2 separate regions of the Homo sapiens genome follow, and region 2 is linked to region 1. A link is a contact called in ENCODE Hi-C data. All regions are on one chromosome and are shown on one strand. Each heading gives the region's core, a stretch centred on a gene start or an enhancer-like site at or near the end of the contact. The rest is flanking DNA. Distances are from core to core; before and after follow the strand shown. Region 1 overlaps FLI1 (Fli-1 proto-oncogene, ETS transcription factor). Region 2 overlaps NTM (neurotrimin).

Evidence for each region. A loop is a pair of places that touch in the nucleus more often than their neighbours do. Pooled maps may share reads with other maps.
Region 2: a map with no recorded cell type shows a loop between it and region 1 (7-fold over the local background). The contact joins two enhancer-like sites. A Hi-C loop is called at or near these places in 2 of 37 single-sample maps with no recorded cell type and 1 of 50 pooled maps.

What each region holds. Positions count from the first base shown.
Region 1 is chr11:128,712,665-128,719,527 of GRCh38, reverse strand. All of the region lies in intron 1 of FLI1 (Fli-1 proto-oncogene, ETS transcription factor), which reads right to left. Among named protein-coding and RNA genes, the nearest start is that of SENCR, 20 kb to the right of the region's middle. RefSeq lists enhancers at 341-550, 1,069-1,588, 2,257-2,356, 3,297-3,456, 3,396-3,921. Within about 2 kb of position 1,772, at least 13 of the 41 ENCODE cell types and tissues checked have a DNase peak (open chromatin) inside an H3K27ac peak, as active enhancers do.
Region 2 is chr11:131,884,190-131,891,291 of GRCh38, reverse strand. All of the region lies in intron 1 of NTM (neurotrimin), which reads right to left. All of the region lies in intron 1 of NTM-AS3 (NTM antisense RNA 3), which reads left to right. Among named protein-coding and RNA genes, the nearest start is that of NTM-AS3, 9.6 kb to the left of the region's middle. RefSeq lists an enhancer at 1,546-2,439. Within about 2 kb of position 2,816, at least 7 of the 41 ENCODE cell types and tissues checked have a DNase peak (open chromatin) inside an H3K27ac peak, as active enhancers do.

The DNA.
Region 1 (6,863 bases), core at 523-3,022:
ATAATGCACTCTTTGACAGCTAATTAGGTGGATTTCAGCAACTTCACAATGTCACATCTATCAGAGGCAGGCAGCCTGAGACTCCCAGGGGAACTTATTCAAGCTATAAGTAAATAAATATTACAGATTTTACACACACACACACACACACACACACACACACACACACACGGGAAAAGGGGAGAAAGAGTACACACACACGCAGACCATTTTGTCCTCACAACATTACGAACTGTTTTTTTTTTTTTTAATCTAACTGATGAGGAAACTGAGACTCTGACAGGTCCAGTCACATGGCCGGAAATGGCAGAGCTAGAATTTGAACAGGGTCCTGCCTGTCTCCAAAGCCTGGACTCTCCACCAAAATGCCTTCCCCTCTCCCATACTGCAATCCAGGCAGGCCACTGTGGGTGTAGTGAGTCCCAAAGCTCCGTAATTACAGGGTTCAACTCTGCCTCCAGAATAACCATGACAAAATTTGTGGAAATGTTCACAACAGCTCTTTACTTCCAGGTTCTGAGATCAGAAACGGAAGTTTCAAAATACCGAAAGTTCGTTTATGTTGAACATAGTGCTTAGGCTAAAAGCAGGAAGTCCAAGAAAGCCTGATCTCATGAGATTTTTTCAGCCCAATTTGGATCCACATCTGCACTTCTGGATTTTCCACTGAGTCTAACCTCAGCTGCTCTGCTGGTCTCACCGAGTCTGCACCTCCAGCATGGGGCACAGATAAATAACACAGTCGACTGCTATTCACTAAGATTTACCCAGGGATTGGCCTCTTGAAAAGTAGTGAGCTTGGACAGGCAGTAGAAAGGAACAATTGAAATTTGAAAAATAGGCATTTCTTTTCATAAAGCTAAAAAAACCCAAACCAAAACAAACAAAACTCTAAACAATAACTCATCCAAATAATGGTCTTGCTGTTGTCTCCAGGTGCAGGAAACAAGTGAAAAAGAATCTTACCACCTACTCCTTCCCGCCCCAGTCCTGGTTTCTCCATTGGTCAGTATCCGGCCAGCAGAGGGGAGGAGAAGGCAGTGGCACTTAGTGGTGTGCCTTGGGCTGCCAGCTCTGGGGGAGCCTCTGAATGTTGGGGAGACTCATTCCCGTATCCCCACTCCCATAGCTTGAGGCACTTTGGAAAGCAAGTTTCTCATGTTGCAGATGAGGAAACTAAGGTTAGGAGAAGTGGAAGGATTTGCTCAGACCACACACATCTAGTGACGGCAGGAGCTGGGATTAGAACCCAAATCCACAAAGATGTGGCCTCTTTTTTGAATCATAATAGCTGCCCTGCCTACCTCTCAGCATTTGAATGGATTAACGGACATGATAGGGTTTGCAAATGACAAACATAAAGTAAGTGTTAGTTGCTGTATCTTGACATATTCCAGGTAGTGGCTCAGTTAGTCTTGCTGGTGCTGTATTTAATTTGGGTCCCATTCCAAGTGTAGAGTTTTCTGGGGATGCCATTATCTATGAGGCTTCTCTGCCAGGAGGGCTCAGAGGCCCCCAAGGGAACACTCCCTATACACACAACATCCCCAGCAACACCTTAGAGATCCTTTTGGGAACATCTGGAGGACTTCTGGATCACAAAGATCTACAGTGCACTGTGGTGTGAGCTCCTCTATTCAGGGACTAGAACTCATTCTTTTGAAGCACAATTTCAAATCAGCCACACCCAACTGCAACAGTCCAGGAGAGGTAGTAGACCACATCTTAGAGCCACCCCTTTTCAACTTCAGGCACCCAGGCATGCAGGGGTTACTGACTTGCTTTGTAAACCTGTTCAAACTAGGTGCAAAGTGGATGTAGCATGACACATTTAGCAGATGTATGGCCTGGAGTGAATGATTTAACTTCTCTGAGCCTCAGTTTCCTCATCAGAATGTGGTAATTGCAATATATACTCCTGGGTTGGCAAGGGAAGTAAAGGGGATGTTTATAAACCGCCTGGCATGCACACAAACAAAGGCACTTCCTGCCTGCCCTGCAGTCCCAAACTGCCCTTTGGGGTAGACCCTCAGCACCTACATGCCTTAGAAACAGCATCCCTGGGCTCCAGAAGGACCTCCAGAATCTGGAAGAGCAAGTCCTTAAATCTTGCCATATACTATTTCGTTTTCAAGGAATTTCTTACAGGTAGCAAGTATGAAATAAATGTCACACGATAGCAAAACCATCATGCGTGTGCTTTTCTATTAGTGAGGTCCTCCTGGGAATCTCCTCTCTCCTTACACAGGTCCAGTGAGGCCTCCTTAGCCCCATCACAGGTGTGCATTCTTGGCTGGGTGCTCTGGGTTGTGATGCACTTGGAGCAGGGGTGAGGAGGGTAATCTCCCCATCGCTTGAAGCTGAAGTGGGAGGAAGCAAGGCCTTTCATGTGGCAGGGTCAGGCATTCTCCCCAGAGCAGCGTGTGCCCCGGAAGCCAAGCCGGTAGGACCAAGCAGAAGCCGCCACTGCTTCCTCCCTACCTTGGAAAATTACACAGCATGCCACTTTGCCTGCTGGCTGCCAGGCAGATGCCCTGCTGCTTTCTGAAGCTGTCCTACCTCCTTAGGATGAAAACAGCAATGTGCCCATGCCCACAGTGACGAGCATGCCCTGCCTTCTTCCTCCTCCCTGCACTGGAAAAAGTACAGGGTCTGTAAACAAGTCATTAGATTCAAGATCCTGCCCAATTTAGACTCTTTGTCTCAGTTTTCTCCAGAGTAAACTGGCGGTCACACCCACTCAAACCAAGCAAAGCCCAGAAGGAATGCAGAGCCCTGTGGCCAGGCTCACCGCAGCTGACCCTGAGATGCCCAGAGCTCCAGCCCTCCTGGACTGGGAGAGGAGAGTGGGAAGCCCAGAGCACTCCATTCCATCAGGAGCAGAGCAGCGGCTCTGATGGGCACACGGCTAAGATCCCAGTGTCTAGGTTCAAGTCCCCAAAGCAGCTTTTACTTTTGGAACTAGCTCTCCAAACTATCAAAAATCAAAAATCCACCTCCTTTGAAGTCTGGCAAGAAAACCCCCACGATCAGCTTCTCTTTATTCCTGTACTTCCCGTACAGGCAGGCTTCTAGAAAACAGAGGTTGGAGAAAATGAAAGTCAATGCCAAATACTAACCAGACAGAAGAATAACTGCTTTTCCCCACAGCACCCCCACCCCCAGCTCTGGCATTATGGGCTGGGGAACTGGGCCCCTCTCCTGCTGCTGAGGATCTGTTTATTTTGCACTCCATAAAGGGAAACCAGGCCCTTTTCTGACATTTTGGCTTGGAGGGGGTGGGGAGAGAAGGAGGTCCAGAATTTAAACTCAAAACCAGATCAACTTCTCTAAATCTCCTGGTGCTTTTGCTATGATTCCTAAATGGGCTGCATTGTATGAATCAGGCTTTTTACTCCCCCAGCCAATGTGCCTCCATTTCTAACAGTCTGGCTCCTAACCCTACCAATGCCATAAACTGCCATGACCCCTTATTGACTTCTAACCATGCAAATGCTTCCCCAGATGAAATTAAGGACAGGCATACTCACAGGCAGCTTGGCAGCTCTCCCTGCCTCTCCTGCAGGGAAATCTGTGCCTACATCACAAACCTTGCTCTCCTTAGTGGATGGTGGCTTCCTTTAAACAATACAACAGGGAATTTCCTTTGTCCTGGAAATGTTCCACTTGTCATTAATGTTATCCTTATCAGCAGACCACAATGCAACCAGGAGAGGCCCCAGCATGCTCAGGACTCGTGGGGTATCATTGCAAAATGTTTTCTTCATTTTTTTTCCTCTGCCTTGAATTCAAAGCATGACCTTTACGGGTGGAATTCAATCAGGTCATCTCTCAGATTCCCCAGTGGGAAAATAAAAGTGGCACAAGCAAAGCCTATTGTTTCCATTGCAAGAAGGTAGAAATGCTGTTTTCTCTCTAGATCATCCAACTAAATGAGGTGGGATGGGGGATACGGAGATAATAAAATGACCCTTACAAATTGAGATCTTATTAATAAAATATAGCCTCGGTCCTGGTAGTCCCATGGAAGTTGCACAGCAGGGGCTCTGCAAATGTCATTGACTCCTCAACTTTTTCAGTCCTTCACCATGGCTTTCACTATTTTTAATGCAATTCATTTCTATTTGGACAAGTTTGAGAATAAATTTTTGTTTTCTTTAAACAACAGGCAAGCAATACGTTAGGAAAAGGGGTGGAGGCATGTGGGAACACCAGAAGGCCAGAGGAATTGCAAAAATAAACTTCTGCTAATGGTAACACTCTTGTCTTCCAGGGCAGGAATAATTAATTGTATATGTTTAATCACTTAGCAACCCTGAGCTCTTATTCTGAAAATCTCAAAATATTTCACATATGCAGTGAGTAAAGTCTTTGGTATCAGACAGAACCTGCTAGCTGCACAACTTTTGGCAAGTCACTTGAGTTTCGTATGTCTTGGTTCTTCTCACTGGGTGCGTGCGAGTCATGATAGATGGATTCCTTGGGGCTGTGGTGGAAGTCAAGTGCTAAAATGCCTTCAAGGGCCGGGTGCGGTAGCTCACCCCTGTCATCCCAGCACTTTGGGAGGCTGAGGCTGGCGGATGACGAGGTCAAGAGATTGAGACCATTCCGGCCAACATGGTGAAACCCCGTCTCTACTAAAAATACAAAAATTAGCTGGGCGTGGTGGTGCGTGCCTGTAGTCCAAGCTACACGGAAGGCTGAGGCAGGAGAATTGCTTGAACCTGGGAGGCGGAGGTTGCTGTGAGCTGAGATTACACCACTGCACTCCAGCCTGGTGACAGAGCAAGACTCTGTCAAAAAAAAAAAAAAAAAAAGGTCCTTCAAGTGTTTAGCACAGTGCTGGGCTCATCAGTAACTACTCAGTAACCATCATCATCATCATCATTATTGTTATTGGCATTACTGATATCTCCTGCCAAAGTTGTTTAAAGTAATAATGAGGTAAAGGGAACAGCCATTCCAGAAAAGATCTTAAAAGCCAATCCCAGTTATCAACCTCTGTAGACTCTCTAGAATCTTAGACCAGAGGGTTTCCTCAGAAATTCTAACAAACACCAGATATAGACAGCATGCCTGTTTAGTAGGTGTTTCTTTTTTTGGTCTTGCAAAATGCTTTTACCACCATCTTTATTACAACATCACTTCGAGGTAAAATTATCATTGGAAGAATCTCCCTGTTCTGCAGTTGAGGAAACTGCAGCATGAGAAGGCCCACATCTTTGATGGAGATCAGGATAGCAGTTTATGTCGGCGCCAGCCAGCGCATCTTCCAGAGCTCTATTTGCCAAAGAGTTGCCGTTTTTTTTTTTTTTTTTTTTTCTGGCCAGTGAAGAGTTATATCAAGTTGAAACCCAGAGCTTTCATAGCTGAGATTTCTAAAGGTGGAATTCAGCCTCCTAGAATCTTCTTGACTTTGAAATTTCTGGATGCATTGCATAGTAAAGGCATATTAACCTATAGATATGTACTCTATGCACTCAGTAAAACATTAGTCTGATAATGCCTTCTAAGGTAATTGTCCTCTCACAGTATTCTTCATTACACTCTACTTGCCTTTACTGAAGAAGAGAGTGGCTAAGAAAATGGCTTATGGCCACACAGATAATGCCTGGGGGGACTATGGTTAGGATGACTAAGCTCAAGGTACTTAATTTAGCAATGCCCCGGGTGGCCATTTCATTCATTCACTCATCCAGTAAAGACTTATTGGAAGGCCTGTTCTCTTTCATACTGACTCCGAGGCTTATCTTTCAGGGTTCGGCCTAAATGTCACTTCCTTAAGGAAGCCTTTGACCTCTGAGACTAGGTTAGGTCCCCACGTTGTGCCCTCCCGAGGCACCCCATACTTCCCCTTTCATAGAACCCTTTGCACTTATAACAACAAGCTCAATAACTGTTTTTTTTTTTTGCCTTGACTATTACCTCTGTCCAAGGAGGAACTATACCTGTCTGCTTTACTGCTGTACTCCAGCACCTGGCACATAGAAGCAGCTCAATTAATACATGGATATGTGTCAGGCACTGAGGACTTGAGGACAAATGGCCAGAGTTTCTGCCCTCAAGGAGCAAGTAACTCACTCACTTTGTTCACAGAATTGTATTCTATACATACTCCTTACCTTCTTCCCAATGCAATTTGAAAAAACAACAACAAAAAACAATGGTGGAATGTTTTAAACTGAAGAAGGATTTTTCTGAAAATGCATGAGCTGCAGAACTGTCAAACTATTGATAAATTCTACATAGGAAGAGACTAATAAAGACTCTAATTGGACATTTATAATTTTATCCTTTCTGGAGGGCAGGTATGAGTGAGAAGCAGGACTACAGTGCTTCATCACCCCTAAGACCATTACATAGAGTTGGACCTCTAGGAACATGGCCTCATTTTCTGAGAGGAGTCTGCCCATCTTTGTTTTAAACAGTTCACCTCACAAATTTATGCCATTCAGTGATGGACACAGGATTGACCTTCGCAATGATGTGTACCTGAAGACTTCCAAAGAAAAAGCTGCTATAGGTCTGCTCATTAGCGAGACCTCAGTAATGAAGTCAGATCTCCCCATGAGAAAGCCTGGGGTATTTATTCCTCACAGTGATTCTAAAACCACAGGAGGTGTAGCAGGCAATATATTTCTATTATCCATGGGTGAGAAGTATGAAGGGTAGAGAGAAATTGCTTCATGTCTCAGGATATCAAGGATATAGATCTTTGGAAAGTGTATGATATGTTTTGGCTCTGTGTCCCCACCCAAAGCTCCCATAACTCCCACATGTTGCGGGAGGGACCTGGTGGGAGATGATTGAATTCTGGGGGTGGGTCTTTCCTGTGCTGTTCTCATGATAGTGAATGGGTTTCA
Region 2 (7,102 bases), core at 1,567-4,066, 3.2 Mb before region 1:
GAGTCCTGTCTTTTGGTCGTCCCAGTGAGAAGGGATCTCTCTCTTCTGAATGCCTGTAATGTTTTGTGTCTCCTATAGCACATTGAACACACTGCCTTCTGATATAGTTGGGTGTCAACATATGGTATCCTCCCTACAAGGGATTAGCTTGTTTCTAAGACCTTAGTCTTTTTATTAGACCAATTTACTTGATAGATGAAAAGACTCATAGAAGTCATCTAAATCAATGTGCCCATGTTGTAGATGAGGAAATGAGCCCTAGAGAGCTGACATAGTCTAAACAAATTCGCACATTCTCCTCTCGCTAGGCTAGAGGAGAGCTGGAATTCATTTGCACCCTGAAATCAGGGACGTGCTTGCCCAGAATGAGGACAGAAAAGGTTGAAGGAATGAATGATTCTGACAAATCCCCTAGACCTGCCATCCCACTGTCAAAAGTGGTTCTGCCAGAGACACAGACAATGAGTAGGGGATCCTCAAGTCAACCTCATCCCAGAGATAACCATCTCACTTAGCATGCGTCCGGGTGGCACCATCAGCAGCACACAGTATCTGTTCCCATCCAAAGAGCTTTTCACGAGGAGCTCGTTCTGAGCTTCTTGATAAGCAACTGGGTAGTGGTGCTATTTTTAATCAGCTGACCAGGGATGAAAGTTGTTCAGAGAATTCTGCTTTCATACATTAGAAAAAAAACCCAGAAAATCAATCTAGCACTAATAAAAGATGATTGAAAATTGCTAATACCAACCAATTGTGAAACTTTGCCTTACAAAAAAGGAGAGCGCTCATGAGTTTCCTCGTCTCCTCTACTGTAAACAACGCACAGGGCTCAGCTCCTACCACTGTCTCCCCCTGCACTCAGCAGGCTGCTGGTGGTTATTACAGGAGGCTGCCTTACCATTAGCACAGCAATGCCAATTAATTGCAGTCATGAGCAGACTTCACATTTAAGGAACCTCACAGCCTGAGCCCTAGCAGCATTTGTAGATTCAGAATGTGTTTAGAAAGCTCTGTTTCCAGGGGGTATGGTGTGTGTCTCTACAAAGAGGGGAAGTCTCTGAGGGTCAGGGGTGAGGTGGATATGTGTGTGTGTGTGTGAGAGAGAGAGAGAGACAGAGAGAGAGAGAGAGAGAGACAGAGAGAGAGAGAGAGAGGGAGAGAGAGGGCCTGTGTGTGCTGTGCATATTTCTGCTATCTTAAAGTAGCCAGGTGCCTTCCTTTGGAGCAGAGAATTGGGTCAGGGAGGAGTGCACTGCTGGAGAGATGAGCTTTGGGTGGGCTGAGAAGGAGGAGTCTCTGTGAACAAGAGAAATGAGACTTTGAATACAAGGGATTTGGGAAAGGAGCTAAATGCATGCCTAAGTAGGAAGTTTCTGAAGGTGGAGGGAGAGGGTTCCTGCAGAGACATCCATCTTTGGTTTTGGAAACAATTTATCATGCAAAAGAGGGATGCTACTGATCCCTCATGCAAAAGAGGGGCGCTACAGTGCTCCATGCCTCTTGGGTTCCTGTACTTTCCTTCCCCCAGTTTCTTCATGAAAACCTCAGATGTGCCTCTCTTTGCACTTCCCACTCTGTTGTTCGTATTCTCTCCTTTCTCTCTATTTGTAAGTGACAGGCGGTGAGGACAAAGTCCCTACTCCTTACTAGGCAAACAGGCTCCACTGAGTCTGTTGTTTAGAACCTTGTGGAAGTCCTGAAACAAACCCTAAAAGGAGCACTGTTTTCCCTTGAGGACCTTCTAATGTATTTTTTTTTAAAGGCCCACACACTGGGCCGTCAAAGTCACATGCAATATGACAAAGTGGGTAATTATGTTTTGCTTAGCACACATCAAAGGAACAAATGGCTGGAGAGTGGTGTGTGCTGTGCACTCAGGCGTGATGTGTGAGGCCAGCCTGGCTGGGGGTATGGGCTGGGGTGTGGCCATCAGAGCCCAGGCTGGCCCTCTGGTCCCCTACCTTAAAAGGAAGGAGGCTGTGAGACTTACTTCAATCTGGGAGCTGAAGTGGAATCTGCCTGGCCTGTATCTTATGCTCCTTTGTTTGGTTTGCATGGAAACCTGTGTTTATGGGGAAACTCCAGGCCTGCTTGCTACAGACAGATGTTTCTGATCTCTGTCCCTTATCATGTTAAGAATGTTCCTTTTGGGAGATGAACCATCATTTTATTTTCTCTTGCACTGGTGCAGGAGATGGAAATAAATTACCAACACTTCCTAAAATCCGGACGCTCCCTTTGGAAGTGGGTGACTCCAAGCAGCCTTTGACAAGGGACTCATTTAGCACTCAATGCTGCTGCAGCTCAATGAAAAGAGAGGCTGCACCGAAGGTACAAATTATGTCCACGGTCCTTGTCACTGGTAAAATAAAAAAAAAAAAAATAAAGAGGAATAAAGCTAGATTCTATGTCGCCGATGCCGAGACCAGGCTCCTCTTTAAATGCAGGAGGTCTTCATCTCATCTCCCCTTCCCTCTACCTACCCCACAGGCTGGAAAAACTTGTCACTTTAAAATTTAATTATATAAAATCCTGCTCCCTTTACCCCCTGTGGATGAGCAATTGTTCTGCTATTTCTATAAGACGCCACAGGAAATATGAAAATAGGAGGCAGGATTTGGAGCAAGACTGTTCCTGAATGCCTGTGGTTAGCAGCGTCAGAGATGGCTGTGAGGATTTTACATCTGCGACAAGGAAGTGGAAGGAGGAGGGAGAAAGAGTGGGAAGGCAGGTACCACAAGAGACCTGTCTCGGGATGCTGCAGTGACCTTTGACCTGAAGGAACCAAACCTGGGGCTGAACCGAAAGGAGAACAGCCCTCACCTGTGCCAAGCTCACTTCCTAAGGCAGGAGATCCGGGCTGGCAGATGGGTCAAAATGAGTCATGAGCTGGAGGGGAATGAACGACGCATTTCTCCGCAGTGTGAAATGCCCTCTCCAAAACAGGCCGGGTGGTATCCATGGTCTCATTCATTCTTTTTTTGTTTTTTTGAGATCGAGTCTCACTCTGTCGCCGAGGCTGGAGTGTAGTGGTGCAATCTCAGCTCACTGCAACCTCCACCTCCCGGGTTCAAGCGATTCTCCTGCCTCAGCCTCCCGAGTAGCTGAAACCACAGGCGCACGCCACCATGCTTGGCTAAGTTTTGTATTTTTAGTAGAGACAGGGTTTCACCATATTAATCAGGCTGGTCTCGAAGTCCTAATTTCAGGTTATCCACCCAGCTTGGCCTCGTAAAATATTCTTTAACCAAATATTTTACTGGAAAGCAGTTTTGAGTAGCAACTCAAAGTATAGGCACTGAAGCCAGAAGCTGAGATTTCAATCATGGCTCCTTCACTTACTAAAGGGATTAATGTGGCAAGTTACTCTCTTCTTGCCTTGGTTTTCTCATCTGTAAACTGAAGATGACAATAATAGTACCTTCTTCATATAAAGTGCCTAGAACAGTGCTATCATAATCATCTGATAAGCCACCACAATATAGCAAATACTGAACTAGATACAAGGACAACAGTGCAGTAGGAGGTCCTGTGCTTGCATTCTGGTGGCTCATAACTTAATGGGGAAGATAGATGTGTATACACATTACCTACAGTGCGATGGGAGCAAAGAGAGTGGCATCTAACAAGTCTGAAATTTTGAAGATGAGTCCATCTAAGGATCAAAGGATTTGGGAACACTTAGCAGAAGAGATGGATCTGTAGTTTTTTTAGAATTGGTAGGAAGTTACCAATTGGAGAGCGGAATCAGATAATTTGTAGCACACAACAGAAAGAACAAAGAAGCTGAGGTTTAAGGCATCTTGGCCTGTTTGGTAAGACACAGTGAAAAGTGACTTGTGCCTGAAGAATGGCAGGAGAAGAAGCCAGAAAGAAGCCCACAAGGCTCGCTAGACAGTTTGGGTTTCATTGTGTTAGAAATCAGGATTCACTGAATTTCCTGTTTTGTTTTTGTTTTTGTTCCCAGGCACTCAGTCTTTTCATTTTCTTCAGCTTTATTGAGATATAATTGACAAATAAAACTGTATATATTCAAGGTGTACAACATGATGTTTTGATGTAAGTATGCATTGTGAAGTGATTGCCACAATTAAGCTAATTAACATATCCATCACATCACATAGTTACCTCTTTTTGGTGTGTGTGACAAAAATACTTACAATCTAATCTGTTAGAACATTTCAAGTGTACAATACATTGTTATCAACTGTAGTCATCATGCTGTACGTTACTTCTCCAGAACTTATTCATCAGGGGCTTTAGAGCTATACTGATGGGGGTTTTACCAGCTGCCTATTTGACCTTAGACAAGGTGTAAAATGAGAATGGTAGTGCTCGCTTGCGGAGCTACTATGAGGATTAAATGAGACAATGCACAGAACAGTGCCTAACGCACAGTAGGCACTCTATCAATGAGAGGTCTTAGTATCATCCCAGCGGGACAGATAAAGACCAGCAAGCCCTTCCTCAGGGATGTATGGAGACACAGCGTCCCTTCCTCCCTGCTAAAAAGCACAGAAACATCGTTAGCAAAGCTTGGCTCTGTCATCTTACCAGGGTAATGGTCAGAGCTTTGTAGGAAAGCTCCCTCAAGCTCCCTGGCCTCTGCAGGGATCTCACCTGAATCTCTAGTGTAGCCCTGCACCTGGGAAACAGAAGGAGACACAAGCAAACAGCAATCCCTGCCGAGTTAGCAAGACAGCAGCCACCAAATGGACAGTTTACTCTATAAACACAAGAGGCGTGCCTCAGACCCAGTTAGAAGGGATCTTTTTAGAGGTAGAGTGCAAATATGAGCAAAAGTGACTCAACTCAGGACTGGATAATGAACTGCTGCCCCAGCAAAACCATTGCATCCCCAGGTGGGGAACGGGGAAGAGGCTCCCAAGCCAAGGCAGTCTCCTCCACAGCCTGCCTGGGCAGAGAATTTCATTGAGGAGGATGAAGCCACAGGAATTAGAGACAGCCAGGAGGTCCAAGGCCCTTCCATTGCCAGTGGGAGTGTGGGGGCTTGGTTTTATTAAATAGAAGCTGGTGGTTTTCATGGCGTGAACCATTACAAACAGATGCATGGCAGGGAAGGATGGCTAGAAAGCATTTAACCAGGACAGAGTGAACTGGACAGGATTAAATCAAACTCAGGCACTGGCTTCACTGAGCCTTGCTTGTGCCTGGCTTGCCCTCAGAGAACGGCAAGGTTGAAACTGTACTGGTTGGCAGGGCTGGTGGGGAAGAGAGGGGTCTCTTGGGAAAACTAGGAGATTGAAGGAAAGGCAGGGAGTCAGGTGCTTAATCTTCCAGGTATTAATCCACTTTCTTTCTCCCTGGGTGGAAAAGAATGAACCCAAGAGCCTTCCAAGGCAGAAATCAGAGTGACGTACCCCACTTTCTCGTACCTTGCTGTCTCATCAACTACACCTCTCTGGTCTTCAGTGGCCACCATGTGCAGCCTTCCTAAGCAGAAAGTCTGCTCACACTTGCACTGGAGATAAGGAACCTGGGCCCCAGGGAGCCCTGTCCCATCAGGGAGCCTCTTGTATCAAATGTATCTAGTTATTCCATAATTCAACCGCGGCCTCAGTACAAAAAGCTCCTTTGTTGTGGTGGCTGATAATGCAATGAGACTCCTTCCCCTCTGTGAACTAATGACGTTTGTGGGGAGATGACAGGTGGGTATGAAAATGGAATTGGATGGGGTGGGGGCAGGCTCTGGCTCTGCTCCTTGCTCTTGCAGTTTCTGCTGCTCAGCCCCTGAGGAAGAGCGTGGGATGCTATTAGCCTGTGCATCGGGATTTTCATCTAATTTCATAATGAAGACGTTGCTCCATCAGATACAGACGACATGTCAGCAGAAATGCAAAAGGCCATTTTTATGTGTCAGCTGGCTCTCCACGGGGCCCCCACCTGCCCGCAGTTGTGTAGCCAGTGCAGGCTTGAGGGAAGGGCTCCACCATGCTAGATTGGTTCTCACAGATATGCCGGATCTCTCTTCCCTTTATCACCTTTTCCTCTCCAGCTGGAAGCCCTGTGAGGGCAGGAGTCTTTGCCTGTTTGCTGTTGTATACCCAGTGCCTGGAATGCATTAGGTGCTCAGCTTGGATGAATGAATAAACCCTACCCTCTCTGCTTCCCGGGTGAGGTGTGGTGTCCAGTCTTCACAGACCTGCAGACCTACTCACTCCTCAGAGCCGTGGCCTCTGTCAACCCTGCTCTACTCTGAGGCTCTTCTTTACATTAGGATGAGGGATTACACTGCTTGACCCAAACCGTGGGTCTCAGCATCAGCTGTTACCCAGCTGTAATGCTGGGCTCTTGCTCTGCAAAGTTCTGTGCCTCAGCTAATAGAGCCACTAACTGCCCCTGCCTCATGGTATGCTGTGAAGGTTGAATGCACCTAAAGGGCTAAGAGTAGCCCTGACACACAGGAAGCACTCAAGAATTATTAACCATTGTATTCTACAAAAGAGCCTTTGTCTTCTTTCCCCGTACAGAAGTGTTTTGTCCCAGGAACCCACAGGTGACATAGTTCCTATGGGATTTGTCAATCACCAGCTCAAGATAGGATGGCGAGCCTCTTCCCGAATGGCCCCCTTTCCATGATTTCCGATCACTGTGTGCTCTTCTTGGTGTTTCCCCTGGGACCCGTGTTTCCCTGTGCTAGACCCAAGGATTGTTTATTTGTGGAATGTCATAGTGGTTACAGGCGGTACTTCCTCCAGATGCCCAAAGCTACATGGCCGCTGTGGTGTGGGAGTTCAGAACACTGTTTCTGGAGCCACAAACCTCAGCTCTGCCCTATTCTAGCTATGAGACCTGGGAATATTAAAACCTTCTAACTTTTTAGTGTTGCTGTTTCTTTTTTCTTTCTTTTTTTTTCTTTTTGAGATGGAGTTTTGCTCTTGTTGCTCAGGCTGGAGTGCAATAGCGCGATCTCTGCTCACTGCAACTTCTGCCTCCCGGGTTCAAATGATTCTCCTGCCTCAGCCTCCCGAGTAGCTGGGATTACAGGCATGCACCACCATGTCCGGCTAATTTTGTATTTTTAGTAGAGATAGGGTTTCTCCATGTTGGTCAGGATGGTCTCAAACTCCCGACCTCAGGT